2 separate regions of the Homo sapiens genome follow, and region 2 is linked to region 1. Evidence: read pairs that join two places in POLR2A ChIA-PET (ENCODE). Cell type or tissue: IMR-90. All regions are shown on one strand. Region 1 overlaps PPP4R1 (protein phosphatase 4 regulatory subunit 1). Region 2 overlaps LOC105371980 (a long non-coding RNA gene).

What was found. ChIA-PET counts read pairs that join two places held together with the same protein. Peaks named below come from ENCODE experiments on the same cell type or tissue, not always from the same donor. Only the 100,000 strongest peaks of a DNase experiment are listed, where the experiment ranks them.
Region 2: POLR2A ChIA-PET joins it to region 1 with 6 read pairs; 2 of 35 experiments call an interaction of 5 or more read pairs at or near these places.

The regions. Positions count from the first base shown.
Region 1 is chr18:9,553,320-9,561,319 of GRCh38, forward strand. It overlaps PPP4R1 (protein phosphatase 4 regulatory subunit 1), which reads right to left. Exons shown (of 20, transcript NM_001042388.3): 14 at 6,100-6,285; 15 at 3,902-4,063; 16 at 3-103. Among named protein-coding and RNA genes, the nearest start is that of PPP4R1, 57 kb to the right of the region's middle. In IMR-90, no CTCF peak of the experiment used is centred here; no DNase peak of the experiment used is centred here; H3K27ac peaks cover 155 bases.
Region 2 is chr18:9,413,872-9,421,871 of GRCh38, forward strand. It overlaps LOC105371980 (a long non-coding RNA gene), which reads left to right. Exons shown (of 3, transcript XR_001753550.2): 3 at 6,950-7,246. Among named protein-coding and RNA genes, the nearest start is that of RALBP1, 58 kb to the right of the region's middle. RefSeq lists an enhancer at 2,968-3,915. In IMR-90, no CTCF peak of the experiment used is centred here; no DNase peak of the experiment used is centred here; H3K27ac peaks cover 960 bases.

The sequences.
Region 1 (8,000 bases):
ACTCAGCCAGTTCAGCTCGAAACCGCCAATTTCTACTATTATCTGTCACCAAAAACTCCTGAAGTTGATAAAGATATTCTCTTCTTTTGTCAATATGAAGAAGCTAAAGTAACAAAATAAAAATATTTACCAGGACAAGGTACAGACAGTATTTCTTTTACTAGAGTGCTTAAAAACAGACTGTAAGCAATATGGTTAATTCTTCTGAAGAGGAAATGTAGTAGCTGTATTTAAGTGTTTTAAAATTTGGTATTAAGTTTATTTTTCCCTGAATAATTCCATTTGCCTTCAGGAATCACCATCTTGTCTGGAAATCTTTGTTCCTTGTGCCTATCAATGAGCCACGCTAAACCCCACAGTACCCCGGGCACAGCCTGATTACAGGGCTTGCCCCCTTTATTCATATGACATCCTTGTTGCCATGGCCCCGCTTAAGGCAGTAATTATGCTCTTAACCACGTGTGTAAGCCCTGCGTGTGACGCTGTGACAGCACAGAGTAGGCATTCAGTATTTGTTGAGAGAAAAAAAATAAATGTATCCCAATAGCTGCTCTATAAATATTTAAAGGTAAGTTTATAAACGGAAGCAAACCAACCTAACTGTGCATCAGATGGAAAACAATCACACAGGGAAAAAAGCCAAAGTGTGAACTGACTACTTTGACCATACATCTTCAAGGGACGTTCTAAGGACAGAATGTGCTAGGAAGTCCTGAATATTATGTAGTTGATTTGATGTGGGAATTATTATTGGTGGAGTAATTCTGAAACTATTTCATTTATGTTGTGGAACTCAGCAAACAACTAATTTTTTTTTTTTTTTTTTGAGACAGTGTCTCACTCTGTGGTCCAGGCTGGAGTGCAGTGGCGGGATCTCGGCTCACTGCAACCTCCACCTCCCAGGTTCAAGCGATTCTCCTGCCTCAGCCTCCCGAGTAGCTGGGACTACAGGCGCATGCCACCACGCCCGGCTAATTTTTTGTATCTTTAGTAGAGACGGGGATTCACCGTGTTAGCCAGGATGGTCTCGATCTCCTGACCTCAGGTGATCCGCTCGCCTTGGCCTCCCAAAGTGCTGGGATTACAGGTGTGAGCCACTGTGCCCAGCCACAACTAAATATTACACATTAATGTTACTAAGAACAGACTTTTTACCAGGAGTAAAAAGAAAAAAATATATAAAGTGAAGAGAGAAAACGGTATTGAATTGGAAGCAGTTCATAACAATATGAAGTTAGTAATTTAATTAAAAAAAAAAGCATCACACCTCCTAGCTACTATCTACACCTCCTAGCTACTATCTCCTGAAAAGACCTAAAAGAAATGACAGGCCAGGAGCAATGAGCACTTCCAGTGCCTGGATCTCAGTTTCTAAGGACCATTCTCCACTAAAAAGGACCACAGTTCCTTGGAGAAATAGCTGACTCCAGGCTGGGACAGGGAAAGGGAAAGTTGAAACTGAAAGTATTGATGCACTTAAAAATCAAAGGACAAATCAAAGGACACAAGAGGCAGCTTTAAGGGGTCTCCACTAGTCAAATTTGATGCTCAAAACAAATGACAGAAATGGATTCCATTATGTTGAATTTTTAAAATCCTAGAGTCCCCACTAATACTAAAATAACTTTCGAAACCGGGGAAGGAGAGAAGGCACAGGTTATTTTTACATGGGAATGTTACTTAATAAAAACAGAAGGAATGGCCCAGCATAGTGGCTCACATCTGTAATCCCAGAACTTTGGGAGGCTAAGGCGGGGCAGATCACTTGAGCCCAGGAGTTCAAGACCAGTGTGGGCAACATAGTGAAACCCTATCCCTACAAAAAATACAAAACTCAGTTGGGCGTGGTGGTGCGCCTGTGGCCCCAGCTACTCAGGAGGCAGAAGTGGGAGGATCATCTGAGCTGGGAGAGGTGGAGGCTGCAGTGAGCCATGATTGCATCATTACACTCCAGCCTGGGCAACAGAGTGAGACCCTGTCTCAAAATAAGTAAGTTAATTAATTAAAAAAAAACAGAAAGAATTATGAAAATAGAAAATCACTCTTTCACAACCAACACAGTTAACTGATTCAGGTAAGAACCATGTATAGATGCCTGGATATGAGAGCACTGGTGAAGGACTCTAGAGAAAAAGATATTCAGAGTTCTAAAGTATCACCTCACCAATTCTCTATTAACCACAAAAGGTAAAAGGTCATTTTACAATGGAGTTGTCAGCCTTCTCGTCACCAATGATGGGAAGAGCCAACACCACATTAGCCCTGATGTGGCACATTCAGAAAAATACATGACAACCTACACAGGTTAACATGTCTGCAAAAAAACCCCGCTTACTCAGAATCAAATTGTGTAAATTCAAATTGAGGGTAATTCTGTAAAACAACTGGTTTAGACTCCTCAAAAATGCCAGTGACACCTAGATTTAAGAGGACTAAAGAAAGATAACATTTAAATTTAATATGCACTTTAAGGGATTCAAAATTGAGCGGAGAAAAACTATAAAGGACAATACTGGGACAATCAGAAAAATTTTAGGCCAGGCATGGTGGCTCACGCCTGTAATCCCAGCACTTTGGGAGGCCAAGGTGGGCGGATCACAAGATCAGGAGATCAAGACCATCCTGGCCAACACGGTGAAACCCCATCTCTACTAAAACAAACAAACAAACAAACAAACAAAAAAACACAAAATCGGCCGGGCTTAGTGGCACGCACCTGTAGTCCCAGCTACTCAGGAGGCTGAGGCAGGAGAATTGCTTGAACCTGGGAGGCGGAGGTTGCAGTGAGCCAAGATCCTGCCACTGCACTCCAGCCTTGTGACAGAGCGAGACTCCGAATATGATCTACATAAAATATAAAATGGTCTCAATGTTTTTGTTTTTTACTTTTTTGAGATGGAGTCTTGCTCTGTCCCCCAGCTGGAGTGCAGTGGCATGATCTTGGCTCACTGCAACCTCCACCTCCTGGGCTCAAGCGATTCTCCTGCCTCAGTCTCCTGAGTGGCTGAGACTACAGGTGCCTACCACCACGCCCAGCTAATTTTTTGTATTTTAGTAAAGACAAGGTTTCACCATGTTGGCCAGGCTGGTCTCAACCTCCTGACCTCAAGTGATCTGCCCGCCTCAGCCTCCCAAAGTGCTGGGATTACAGGCGTGAGCCACTGTGCCCAGCCTCAGTGTTTTTTAAAAGGGAGGACTACAATTACTTCTATCACTCAAGCCTTAGAATTACCAGAGTCAATTTCAAGGCTAAAGTCTAAAAACAACAACAGTACTCCAGGAGTAAACAATTTGTAAAAAATCAGGGCTATTCACTTTGGAGACCACAGCTCCTCTATCAAAGTAGTGAGGGCTAAACGTAAATTCTCAAGACGCCTGAAATACCACACAAAGCCTCCAAACTTAATACACAGTTGACTTTCAACAACAGGGGTTTGAACTGCATGGGTCCACTTATACTTGAATTGTTTGTCCCAACCAGATTGAAAATACAGTATTCCCGGATGTGAAACTGGAGTACACGGAGGGCAGACTTTTCCTATACGCAGGTTCCACAGGAGTACTCCATGGATTTGGGTGTGCATGGGGGACCTGGAACCAATCCTCCTGCATGTACTGAGGGATGACTGCAGCTAATGATTTTTTTTAACATACATTTCACTCAATAATTTTGAAAAAGAAAAAGATACAAATGTCTGTAAACTATCATCTAATACTGTTTTAAAAGTGAGAGTATAATTATGGGACCATTTCTTTTTTAAGTTGCATCTTAACATCAACTTATGGCTGTGTTTTCTTACATAGAAACACAAAGAAACCTCTCTTGGTGATAGCAGAAGATAAAGATTTAGATTACGGCAGAATTTTGTTGTGTTTTTATGCAAAAAAATTTAAAAGTTACCTTCAGAAAATCATGCAAGTGTTTAAGAACACCTATCCTGACTTCATCGAGGTCTTTTAAAAATCCATTAAAAATTGGAACCAGATCTGCAGCTGTCAATTGATCTCCAAGAATAACTGCAAGCTCGTGGATGGAGAATGCTAGAGTTCGTCGAACTTTCCACTGCAGAAATGAAAACACATTAGTAAGCTAACCACAAAGTACGCAGTACTTTAACCATTAGGCAATATACAAAGGCTAATTTATATATGAATGTTACTAACCTCAAAAAATTAAATCAGAATAACAGATACTAACTTTAAATGCCTAAATTATGCATCGAAAAGTGTAACAGAAACATTTTAAATCCCTGCCTAGTACGTATTATCTTCCTTTCATTTATGAGGAGAAAATGCTTAGCAATCGTGAAGTTTTTGTAGCTCTCTGAACATTGGACCCTGGCTCTGACAGTGCAAGAAGAACATGCTCTGTTATTACTCCTAAGCTCTTCCATACATAATTTCCTGTAGCACTAAGCACATGCTAGAACATGCCGACGTACTGAGGCTGCACATGGCTTTGTTATTACTCCTAAGCTCTTCCATACATAATTTCCTGTAGCACTAAGCACATGCTAGAACATGCCGACGTACTGAGGCTGCACATGGACCAAAGGATCTCTAGCACCCTCCCCGGTTTACTGTTCCCCTTCAGATTCCTGTACAGCCAAACCTTGGATTAAGAAAAACAAAACAGAACAATAAAATTTGTTTTTAAGGAATTGGCAATTTAAGAAATATAAGACTAGGGAAATCAGCATACAGCCTTGGAAAAGAAACCCTCAACAGAAATGTGTTGCATTTATAATAATTTTAAGTTAAAAACATCCTTTTCTCCATGGTGCCTTAATCATAAAATTTTTACATAGTAACTTAAAATTTTACCTAAAGAGAAACAGTTTAGAGCAAACACTGTATTTCCTTTCCCTTCCCCCCAGAATCCACTCTTGAAATAAAATTTTACGCCCAAGTTCAACATATAAGACAGATGAAGGCAGAGATGTTCTGATGGAAGAGGGGGGCAGCAGAGAGAAGAAACTGCCCATCCAGATTCTGAGCCATCAGAGTCACCCAGGTGCCCCGAAAGATACATCCCACGGGAACCCTACAGTTCTGTAGAATAAAGACTGAAAACACGAATACACAGGACAAAGCACTCTATGGAAATTGGGCCTTTGTGGTTCCATGACCAGATGCAGCACTTAAAAAGTATATGAACACAGATAAATTCACTTCTTCTGGGTCCTGGTTAAGGATAAATTCACTTCCCCTGGGCCCAGCTTTCCTAACCTCATAGGTCAAAGGAGGAACTTGACCTATCAAGATTACTTCCAACTTATAACTTGCTGAGTCAACAGCACTGATTCCTTGAAAAATACAATTACTAAGAAGTTTAAGGAAAAGTCATCACATTTCAGTACAAATTAGCCTAATCAGACTGTTTTTTTTTTTTTTTAAATAACTGAGAGATCAACTTCACTGAAGGAACAGGTGTGTTCAAAGAGGGGCAAACTTTGTTTATACAGAAATCAGCCCTGGCAGGGGAGGTCAGGTCATCAAGCCTGGGAAGAGGTCACACAAAAGTCACAGATGTCCAGACAAAATGACGTGAAGCAAGGGTTTACCTTGTGTGTTCTGTTGAAAGGGGTTGGGGGTGGTGTGTGGGGATGAGGAGAGAGCAAGAACCACGGAACTTCTCCTGTCTGTACTGCAATGCTCAAGGCATGCAGGGCCCAGAACTTCACATGTGCTAGTAATACTGGAGTTCTACTACGGTTTCAACAAATATTTTCAGATCTACTGTGCAAATCAAATAAGCATTTATAATACTATTTCTAGGTGAAAAATTAAATCCTATATTCGGAACAATTAATTTACATATAAACTCTAGATAATAATACATTTTAAGTTAGGAATGTAGGCATGTTGAATGTGATAACAATTTCTAATGCTTTAGATAAAAATGAAGAAGCCAAATTGTGGGACTCTGACACTGCAAAAAGAACATGCTCTGTTATTACTCTTAAGCTCTTCCATACATAATTTCCTATAACACTAAGAACATGCTAGAACATGAACAGAAATTCTTTAGGTTACAAAAAGCAAAGCACTGTGCCTTCCACATGCACGTTCTGCTAATTCTTTAACTGCTTTACTCACCTGCATGTCTGAGGCCAGAGTCTCATACGTCTCTCTCAGGCAGTGCCAATTCTGTCTTCCGAGTGTCAAGGCCACACCAGGGAGGCTATATGCACAGTGCTTAGCAATTTCAGTGTCAACCGTCTGTGCACGAGAAGGGTCAGTCATAGATAAATACTGATCTAACAACGCCTGAGGTACAACATCCTAATGGAGAAAGAGAAACCACAGTGACTGAGCAGCTGAGATGCATTTTGAGCAGTTTAGACATAAATTGGGCAAAATTATTTTTAAATATATAGATTTTAACATAGCATCTCAAATAGTTGAGAAAAACCAATGTCAAATGTTCAGGTATCTAATAACTAAGAGATACGAAAAACATGCTAAGGGAAACATATATGAACAAATAAAAGCAACTCTAGGAGAACAATGAATAACATCTCAGCTCAAAGGAAAATTAGAATTAATTACTAAATTGAAAAGACATATTAAAATAACACCAGAGCCTTTTAAATGTAGGCAGAGATGACAATGTTTGTTATAACCCAGCAAATGCAGAATAACAGGTGCTCTGCGTGATTTGCAACATGTTCATTAAAAAAACAAAAACCAGCCAGGCACAGTGGCTCACACCTGTAGTCCCAGCACTTTGAGAAGCCAAGGAGGGTGGATCACTTGAGCCCAGCCTGGGCAACATGGTGAAACCCCGTCTCTACAAAAAATTAAAAAATCAGCCAGGTATGGTGGCTCACACCTGTAGTTCCAGATACTCGGGAGGCTGAGGTGGGATGATCACTTGAGCCCAGGGAGGTGGAAGCTGCAGTGAGCTGGGATAGCACCACTGTACTCCAGCCTGGGCGACAGAGTGAGACTCTGTCTCAAAACAAAAATAAAAACTTGTCTTCTTTAGATGAAAATTTAAGCAATTATTTCTAGAAAATTGAAGTGCACATGTCTAATTATTAGTATATATGTGAGGAAAAGAAGAACATATTTGCAATCTTGCTTAGGTGTGTATAAATATAGCTGTGGAAGGATATAAAAGAAAGGTAAAACTGGTTGTATCTCAGGAAGCAAAATGGATGAGTGGAGAAGAAAAAACTGAGAGGGGAACATCACTGAATGCCTTTTAAGTATCTTGAATTTTGAGCTACATAAACGAATTATCCATATACACAAAATGAAAATGGAAATAAACTCATTAAAATGAGATTTGAAATACTGAAAATGTCTGTAAGTGGGGAAAAGCATGTTTCAAAACACTATTGTTTTGAATACTGATTTCATTTTTAGTAAATAAAGTAAAAATTGGCTAGATGTGGCGGTGCACATCTGTAGTCCCAGCTACTTGGGGGGCTGAGGCAGAAGGATCGAATGCTTGAGCCCAGGAGTTCGAGGCTGCAGTGAGCTGTGATCTCGCCACTGCACTCCAGCCTGGGTGACAGAGCGGAGACCCCATCTCTAACAACAATAACAAAATAAATATACCATTTGATCTGGGAAATCTACTTCTAACAATAATAATATAATCCTAAGGCTGGGCACGGTAGCTCATGCCTGTAATCACAGCATTTTGGGAGGCTGAGGTGGGCGGATCACTTGAGGTCAGGAGTTCATGACCAGCCTGGCCAACACGGCGAAACACTGTCTCTACTAAAAACACAAAAAATTAGCTGGGCATGGTGGCTCGCAACTGTAGTCCCAGCTACTTGGGAGGCTGAGGCAGGAGAACTGCTTGAACCCAGGAGGCGGAGGCTGCAGTAAGCTGAGATGGTGCCACTGCACTCTAGCCTGGGTGACAGAGTGAGACTCCATCTCTAATAATAATAATAATAATAATAATAATAATAATAATAATAATAAAGTCATAGAAGCAAACAACACGTACAGACAGTCATGGTGAATGCAGCACTGCTTAT
Region 2 (8,000 bases), 140 kb before region 1:
GAAGACAGTTACCCAGGAGGCCAGTCACTTAATGACACCATTCTGGAGAAGAGTTCTACCAACAGATTCTCTGGAGCTGATCTTCTCTTTGTCCTCCCCAATTTGATTCTTAGACTTCCCACAAAAATCTTCCAATTAAATGTGCTTTCTTGCTTAAGAATCTATTTCTGTTGTTGCATCCAGAAGAACACCAATAATAAATTGCTTACAAAATGCATTTAAAATCAGGTGAGGGATATTAAAACATGTTATAAATGCTATAGTAATTAATATGAACAGACATTTTTATGGTAGAGATAAGTATAGAAATAGTTCCAAATGCATAAAGCATGAGGTATAAGATAAAGTGGTCCTGCACACCAGTGGGAACTGTAATTAAATAAATGTGGGAATGACTGGGTAACCACCTGAAAGACAATGAAGCTGGAATCATACCTCACACCTTGTACCAACATAAATCTCAATATCAATCAAACATTTCAATGCAAAAAACTAAACCACAAAATACCCAAAAAAGAGAAAACTTTTTTAGTCTCTATGTGGGAAAGGCCTTTTGAATTACAATTTTAAAAAATCTAAAAGCATTTATTGGCTTTTAGAGAGGATTGATACATTTTACTATAAAACTAAAATTTTAATTTGGGAATGAAAAACACACCCTAAACAATGAAAATGACAAATGAGAAATTGTACAATATATTCTTGATAAGTCAGTAAGATAAAGAACAACCTGATTTATAAAAATAGATAGACTAGTCACAGACCAGGAAATGCCAATGGCCATTAAACACATAAGATTCTCCACCTTTCTCAAAATGTGAGAACTGCAAATTAGAACAGGGACACAGAATAAAAAGATGGAGATGCCATTTTTCATCTATCAAATTGACAGTGATCAACATTTCTCATCTGTCAAATTGACAATCATCAAATAACGCCTAACCTAGGGGAGGTTGTGGGAAGCGGTCCCACTGTTTATGGGAATGTAACTTTCCACAGCCTCTGTGGGGAGAGGGGTGCCTTGGCATATACGCGTTGACCCAGCGGTTTCAAGTCTAGGAGCTGATCCTGTAGAATCATCTTACACTGTGAGAAATGATCCATTGTGGCATCGTCATGGCAAAATTTCGTTGTTGTTGTTGTTTCTTTTTTCTTTTTTCTTTCTTTCTTTATTTTTGAGACAGAGTTTCACTCTTGTCACTTATGCTAGAGTGCAGTGGCGTGATCTTGGCTCACTGCAACCTCCACCTCCTGGGTTCAAGCGATTCTCCTGCCTCAGCCTCCTGAGTAGCTGGGATTACAAGCACGTGCCACCATGCCTGGCTAAATTTTTTTTGTGTTTTTAGCAGAGATGGGGTTTCACCATGTTGGCCATACTGGTCTCAAATGCCTGACCTCAGGTGATCCACCTGCGTTGGCCTCCCGAAGTACTAGGATTACAGGCATGAGGCACCATGTCCGGCCATGGCAAAATTTTGGACCTAAATGTCCAACCATGGTAGCTAATAAAATTATATACATTCTTATAATGGAATATGATGGATGGATAGAAATTATCTCTTAAGAAATATTGTTAACAGAAAAAAACAAGGTACAGAAGTATGTACACATATAGTCTGGCATTTGTTTAAAACAAGAAAAAGAGAAAAAATTGTGTACATATTTGCTTGTATGCAAATAAGATACCTGGAAGAATTCACAAGAAAATAAAAACACTGGCTGCCTCCAGGGAGGGAAAACGGGAGCTGAGAAACAGGCATGCGTAGGAAGAGACTTTACACAGTGCACCCTTTTGTAGCTTTGATTTTTATTTTTTTGAGATGGAGTCTCATTTTGTCACCTAGGCTGGAGTGCAGTGGCGCAATCTTGGCTCACTGCAGCCTCCACCTCCTGGATTCACGTGATTCTCCTGCCTCAGCCTCCCCGGTAGCTGGGATTAGAGGCACATGCCACCACGCCCAGCTAATTTTTGTATTTTTAGTAGAGACGGGGTTTCACCATGTGGGCCAAGCTGTTCTCAAACCCCTGACCTAAAGTGATCCTCCCGCCTCGGCCTCCCAAAGTGCTGGGATTACAGGTGTGAGCCACTGCACCAGGCCTGTAGCTTTGAGTTTTGAGCCATGAGAATGTACTACCTTTTCAAAAAGTAAACATTTAAACTAAAAAGACACTTTTATCTTAAAACTTTTTTCCTAAAAAAATCAGGTTAAATGGGAGAGAATGACATTAAAAACCAGGACAGCTGTGTGAAGGGCCAGGATAGGGGTTCCATGGGAGCTGGAAGGAGAGGCCCCTAATGCTGCTGGGGAGGCCCTTCAAAGAGGAAGAGACTTCTTGGCTGGGCGCAGTGGCTCAAACCTGTAATGCCAGCACTTTGGGAGGCTGAGGCGGATGGATCACTTGAGGCCAGGAGTTTGAGCCCAGCCTGGCCAACATGGCAAAGCCCCGTCTTTACTAAAAATACAAAAATTAGCGGGGCATGGTGGCTCTGGGACCTGTAGTCCCAGCTACTCGGGAGGCTGAGGCTTGAGAATCACTTGAACCTGGGAGGTGGAGGTTGCAGTGAGTCAAGATCACGTCACTGCACTCCAGCCTGGGCAAAAGAGTGAGACTGTCTCAGAAAAAAAATAGAAAAAAAAAAAAAAAAAAGAGGAGGAGACTTCTGAAAGAAAGGTCCTCACAATTTTGCAGCACTTTGGTTATCAGTGCCCAGAAAATGGGTTCATATGAAGGTCTAGATACTCAGTTTCTGATGAAAATGTTAGCACGCTGTGGGAACAAAACGCTGTTGCCCTAACTGGAAACTCCCACTGCTGCTGATCTATCATGTTTTGGATGGACAACGACAGATTCTGTTCTCAAACTCTACCAAATAGTTTCCACAGAGGGGCTTAGGTTGGAGCAGGAAAATTTCAGGACAGATAATCCTATAGTTTGTGCCTTCTCCTACCATGAAATTTCCTTCTTTTTCCTTATAGAGGAGTTCAAGAGTGCAAATTCAGTTCATAGCATTCAAACAGCTGCATTCCAGCTCCCTTAAACTAATCAGAACCAGTAAGAATACCAGCAAGGAACTCCAAGCCTTGGTTTTTAAATTACATGAGAATAGTTTTGAAGAGTGTATTTTAATCACATAAAACACACTAACAAACGGCTCTCATCTGTTGCCACGTTTCTAATGTGTGAAACGGCTTCTCTGCATGGCTTTCCTCTGTCCCCCGTGCCTCCTGCCCCCATCACAGGGCCTCCATTACATTCCCGACTTGGAATTTCCTTGCAGTTGCCAGCTATACAGAGTCCGATAGGTTTGGCAGGGCCAGCACTCCCGGATGAGGAGGAGGGAGCCTTAGCCATGTAATCATCTAAAGGTGACTGTTAATTTATTAAAGCGAACTTGTCTATCAGAGTGTTTACAACTCTCCGTTTTGTGACTATTCTGAACAGACATACCAGATTGCCTCTGAGGACCCATTCTACACAAGCACAGACTGTAGGACAAAAGAGCTCATTCCAACAGCGCCCAGAGCACCGCCACGCCGGCCACCCCTGGGGCCAGTGGCAGGGTGCCAGGCGTGTTCACGCTCTGAGGCTCCAGAAATTAATCTGACCTCTTGAAAGAACACATTCCTACTGACTAGGAATCTTGAATGAAATTCAAGCAGTGCAGGTGTTCAGCAATTCTGAAGACAAAATTCAGACAGCAGAGCTGCTGCCTTCTCTGGCAGATGGAGGAGTGTCCGTGAAGGAGGGCCCTTCGCACCCCATGGAGCTCCTGATGTCCGTGCCTTTATCAGAGACTCTCCTCCTCCTCTCTTTGATTGCTCTTTTTTTTTTTTCCTTTTTTCCCTTTTTTAAGAGACAGAGTCTCGCTCTGTCGCCCAAGCAGCTGGACTGCCCTGGCCTGATCTCGACTCACTGCAACCTCCACCTCCCAGGTTCAAGCAATTCAAATGCCTCAACCTCCAAAATAGCTGGGATTACCGGCGTCTGCCACCATGCCTGGCTGATTTTTAAATATTTTTATTAGAGACAGGGTTTGCATTATTGCCTAGGCTGGTCTTGAACTCCTGAGCTCAGGCAATCCACCCGCTTTGGCCTCCCAAAGTGCTAGGATTACAGGCAAGAGCCACTGTACCCGGCCCTCTCTTTGATTTCCAGATAAAAAGAAAAACTTCTACTGAAGGTGGGGAAAGGAAAAAACTATTTTCATTTAATGCTTGATTCTCCCCATGATAAGGGTCTGTATGATGGACTGAAAAACAACCACCCATGATTTAATCATTTGGCAAATCCAGATATTTCTGCTGGGAACCAGGAGCAGTGAGCAGGCAGGCCTGGCAGGCGGGGCAGGCTCTGCTCTGGGCCAGGCACAGACAGCCTCGGGCTGCACAAGGTGGGGCGCCCCTGTTCACCAGCGTGGAACTGCATCCTCTTCTACCATTCAGGTTTTCGTTGTGTTTCTTATCTTTATTACTTATGGTGGGGACACTGCCAGCTCTTTCTTTTAAGGGGCCCCACTCCCATGTCCAGGCCACCGGCACTGCCAGGCTAACACCAAGTAACCCACACTGCCTGGCTAATTGGGCTGGGAGCACAGGTATCCCAAGACAGTCCCATAGCCTGGGCTGTTCATGAGGCTGGGCACAAACACAGGTGGGCCATGGATATTCCCTTGTGGGTGTTGGAACCAGAAGCCCCTGGGAGAATGACAAGACCAGAAGCAGGACCTCAGCTGAAAGATTCCAGTTGTACTAGGAGGGCCAGGGTGGCCCTGCCAGGTCCTGTGCAGGCCAAAATTGTGAAGGGAAGAAAATCTAAGTAGAAGCTGTGAGCAAGAGAAACAATCCAGAAAGGTGAGGAAGCTGGTCAGCCACAGAGCAGAGCAAAGCCATCACACAGGCTCCTTCTGAGGCCTCTAGACCTGCCTTGATTCCAGAGTAATCTTCAGTCCTGACTATTCGTGGCTTTTCCTTATCATTGTGCAGGTGTTTCCCCTCAATGAGCCTCTCCACTCTTGAGGAATTTCAGTGAGTCTCTGTTAGTTCATGACAGCCTTAAAACCTAAGTAATATCATGTTTCTCTAGCCTTTTCTTTTTTGAGACAGGGTCTTGCTGTCACCCAGGCTGAAATGCAGTGGCACAATCTTGACTCATTGCAACCTCCACCCCCTGAACTCAAATGATCCTCCCACCTCAGCCTCACGAGCAGCTGCAACTACAGGTGATTTTTTATATTTTTTGTAGAGACAGGATTTGGCTGTGTTGCCCAGGCTGGTCTCGAGCTCCTGGACTCAAGTGATCTGCCCACCTTGGCTTTCCACAGTGCTGGGATTACAGGCGTGAGCCACCACATCTGGCCTTCCTTAGCCTTTTTTTTCTGTATACAAAGGTGACTATATACTCTTTCTTCCAATAGTGGATCTAACTGCAATGCTGTATTGTAACTTACTTTTTTTTTTAACTTGACAATATATTGTGAGCATTCTCATAATATTATTAGAACTTTATAGGATTTCCTTGCAAGGTACCCAAACCTCTGAACAGCTATCATCACCATAGTGAAGTCCAATTTGCTGCCAGCCTTACTGAAAGAATGTCATCCGGCACAGAAACCCGCTGCAGAGTCAAATGAAACCTTCAGGTCCACTGCCTTCCCAGGAGCCCACCTGGCCCCTGCCCTGGGTTTTTCTTGCCCGTCCAGCAGGCCCTTGGTGAGTTCCAGCAGTGAGCCAAACACAATTTTTCAATAGAAACATACTGGAACTGTCAAAAGAACATGAAGTGAGCCACCAAAAAGCATGAAGCATAACACAGTTTTATTTGTTCTGTGGCTTTTTTTTTTTTTTGATATGGCGTCTCACTCTGTTGCTCAGGCTGGAGTGCAGTGGCGCAATCTCAGCTCACTGCAACATCCGCCTCCTGGGTTCAAGCAATACTCCTGCCTCAGCCTCCCCAGTAGCTGGGACTACAGATGTCTGCCACCATGCCCAGCTAATTTTTGTATTTTTAGTAGAGACAGGGTTTTGCCATGTTGGCCAGGCTGGTCTTGAACTCCTGACCTTGTGATCTGCCTGCCTTGGCCTCCCAGAGTGCTTGGATTACAGGCATGAGCCACTGTGCCTGGCCATTCTGTGGCATTTTTAAAACAGCAAGTTTGTCATCAAAATAAAAAAACCAAACAGAAACTCTGAGCACTTTGGTATAACTCAAGTGAAGATGACCCTGCATCTCTACTGAACCATCTCACAGGGCTTTCAAGAAATATGGGCCTTTCAAACCACATTTTTGACACATCATGCCTACAATGGCACAGATCACATTCCTGTGGCTTCAAACATCTGCTCCCAAAGCATGTTTCAGTGGTGGCTACAGCCGAGAGGTGCATCAGTGTTACCCCAGTCTTGCACCCAAGGACCCTCACTTGGGGAGCCCCAGGCCCTCCAGAGTCCTGGATCCACGCCTCTTGTGGAGGCACCATCTGTCTCTCGATCCTCCCATAGCCCAGTGGTGTTCCTGAGAGAGCTGTGTGCTGGCCTCTCCCTCTGACCTATGTTGACCTCACCAAGCTCCAGCTACAAGGCTGGCCTCTGTCCTGATGGCTGTTCTCATTGGATGTGGCCAATGCTACTTTGTCGCTATGTCCAAGATCCTTGTCTGGAGTGAACACATTTGGAATTAGGAGTTTCTAAGAAACGTCCATTGTAGTTTGAGCTCTAGCTGTTCATTCTTGGTGGTCAGTAAGTCACTTTTTTGGCTTTGCCTGACAATACATATGACCTCTGAGGCTCAAGTTCTCCACCCACAAAATGAAGCCATTTGTTCCCATGTCATTGTCTGGCTATGAGGCTGGGAGGTTATGGCCTTGGTACTCATAATCACTGGCGTACAGTTCACACTGGTGCTCAGTCCATCTTTATTCCTGCCCTTTCTTCTTTCATAATTTCTCCAGGGTCACGCCAGAGATTGGAGAAGATGAAGATATCAGAAGGTGTAATGCTGGCATTGTTCCATAGCAACGGGCCTTAGGTACATGGCAGAAAAAGAGAGAGAAAAAGTTGTTCCCTTCTCATAGTGTCCCTACCTGGAGTTAGCTGTCAGCCAAAAGCACTTTAATGTATCACGTCCTGGTGGCTACACAGGTTACACAATTGTCAAAACCCATTGGGCTGCACACTTAATACCTATGCATTTTGTTGTATGTTCATTATCTCAACATTTTTTTCAATAAAAAAATTAAACTAGAAAACAATGCTTCATCTGCTAATTAGCACTGTAAGACTAGGTGTAGATGTACATGTACATAAATCTGTCTTTCCCGTGGTCTCTCTGGTAGGCAGGGACCTTGAGCCAGGATTCCTTCCCTCCCTTCCCTCGAACCCCACTTTCTCCCCATGGCTCCCTGACCCATGCACAGCCACCTAGCAGGTCCTTCTGCCTCTGTGCTTGGCACTTTCCATCCATTGTCCTCACAGCTACCCCAGTGACCTTTGTAAAATGCAGCTATGTCATATTATTCCTTGCTTAAAAGTAATAGTCACTTCTCGTCTCCTCCCAAGTGTGTAAAATCCAAGCTCTTCTCAGGATATGTAAACCCTTGGCTACCGCCCACCCTCGAGCTTCCTCTCCCACCCCTGCCTGACTCCCATTTCATGCTCCAGATACGTAAACTGCTTGTAACTCCACACACACTCGGCTTATCCCCTCTGCCTGAAATGCCCTTTCCAAAATTACTAAATTAAAATTGGTATCAGGACAAACACATACTGTGCTTATGAGCTTCCAAAAGAGTGGTCCAATTTTAAATATTCACATTAAATAGGGATATTTACCCGGTTTATACTTGGCCAGATATTCTGTGAGGAGGAGCTCTGGGCTCGGGGGCCAGACCATCATTTAGTCCTAGCTCTGCTCCTTAATGACTGCAGATCCTTGGGCTGGTCACTTGGGATGCCTGAATCTCATTTATTTTATGCAAAATGAGGGTTATAAATATTCACCCT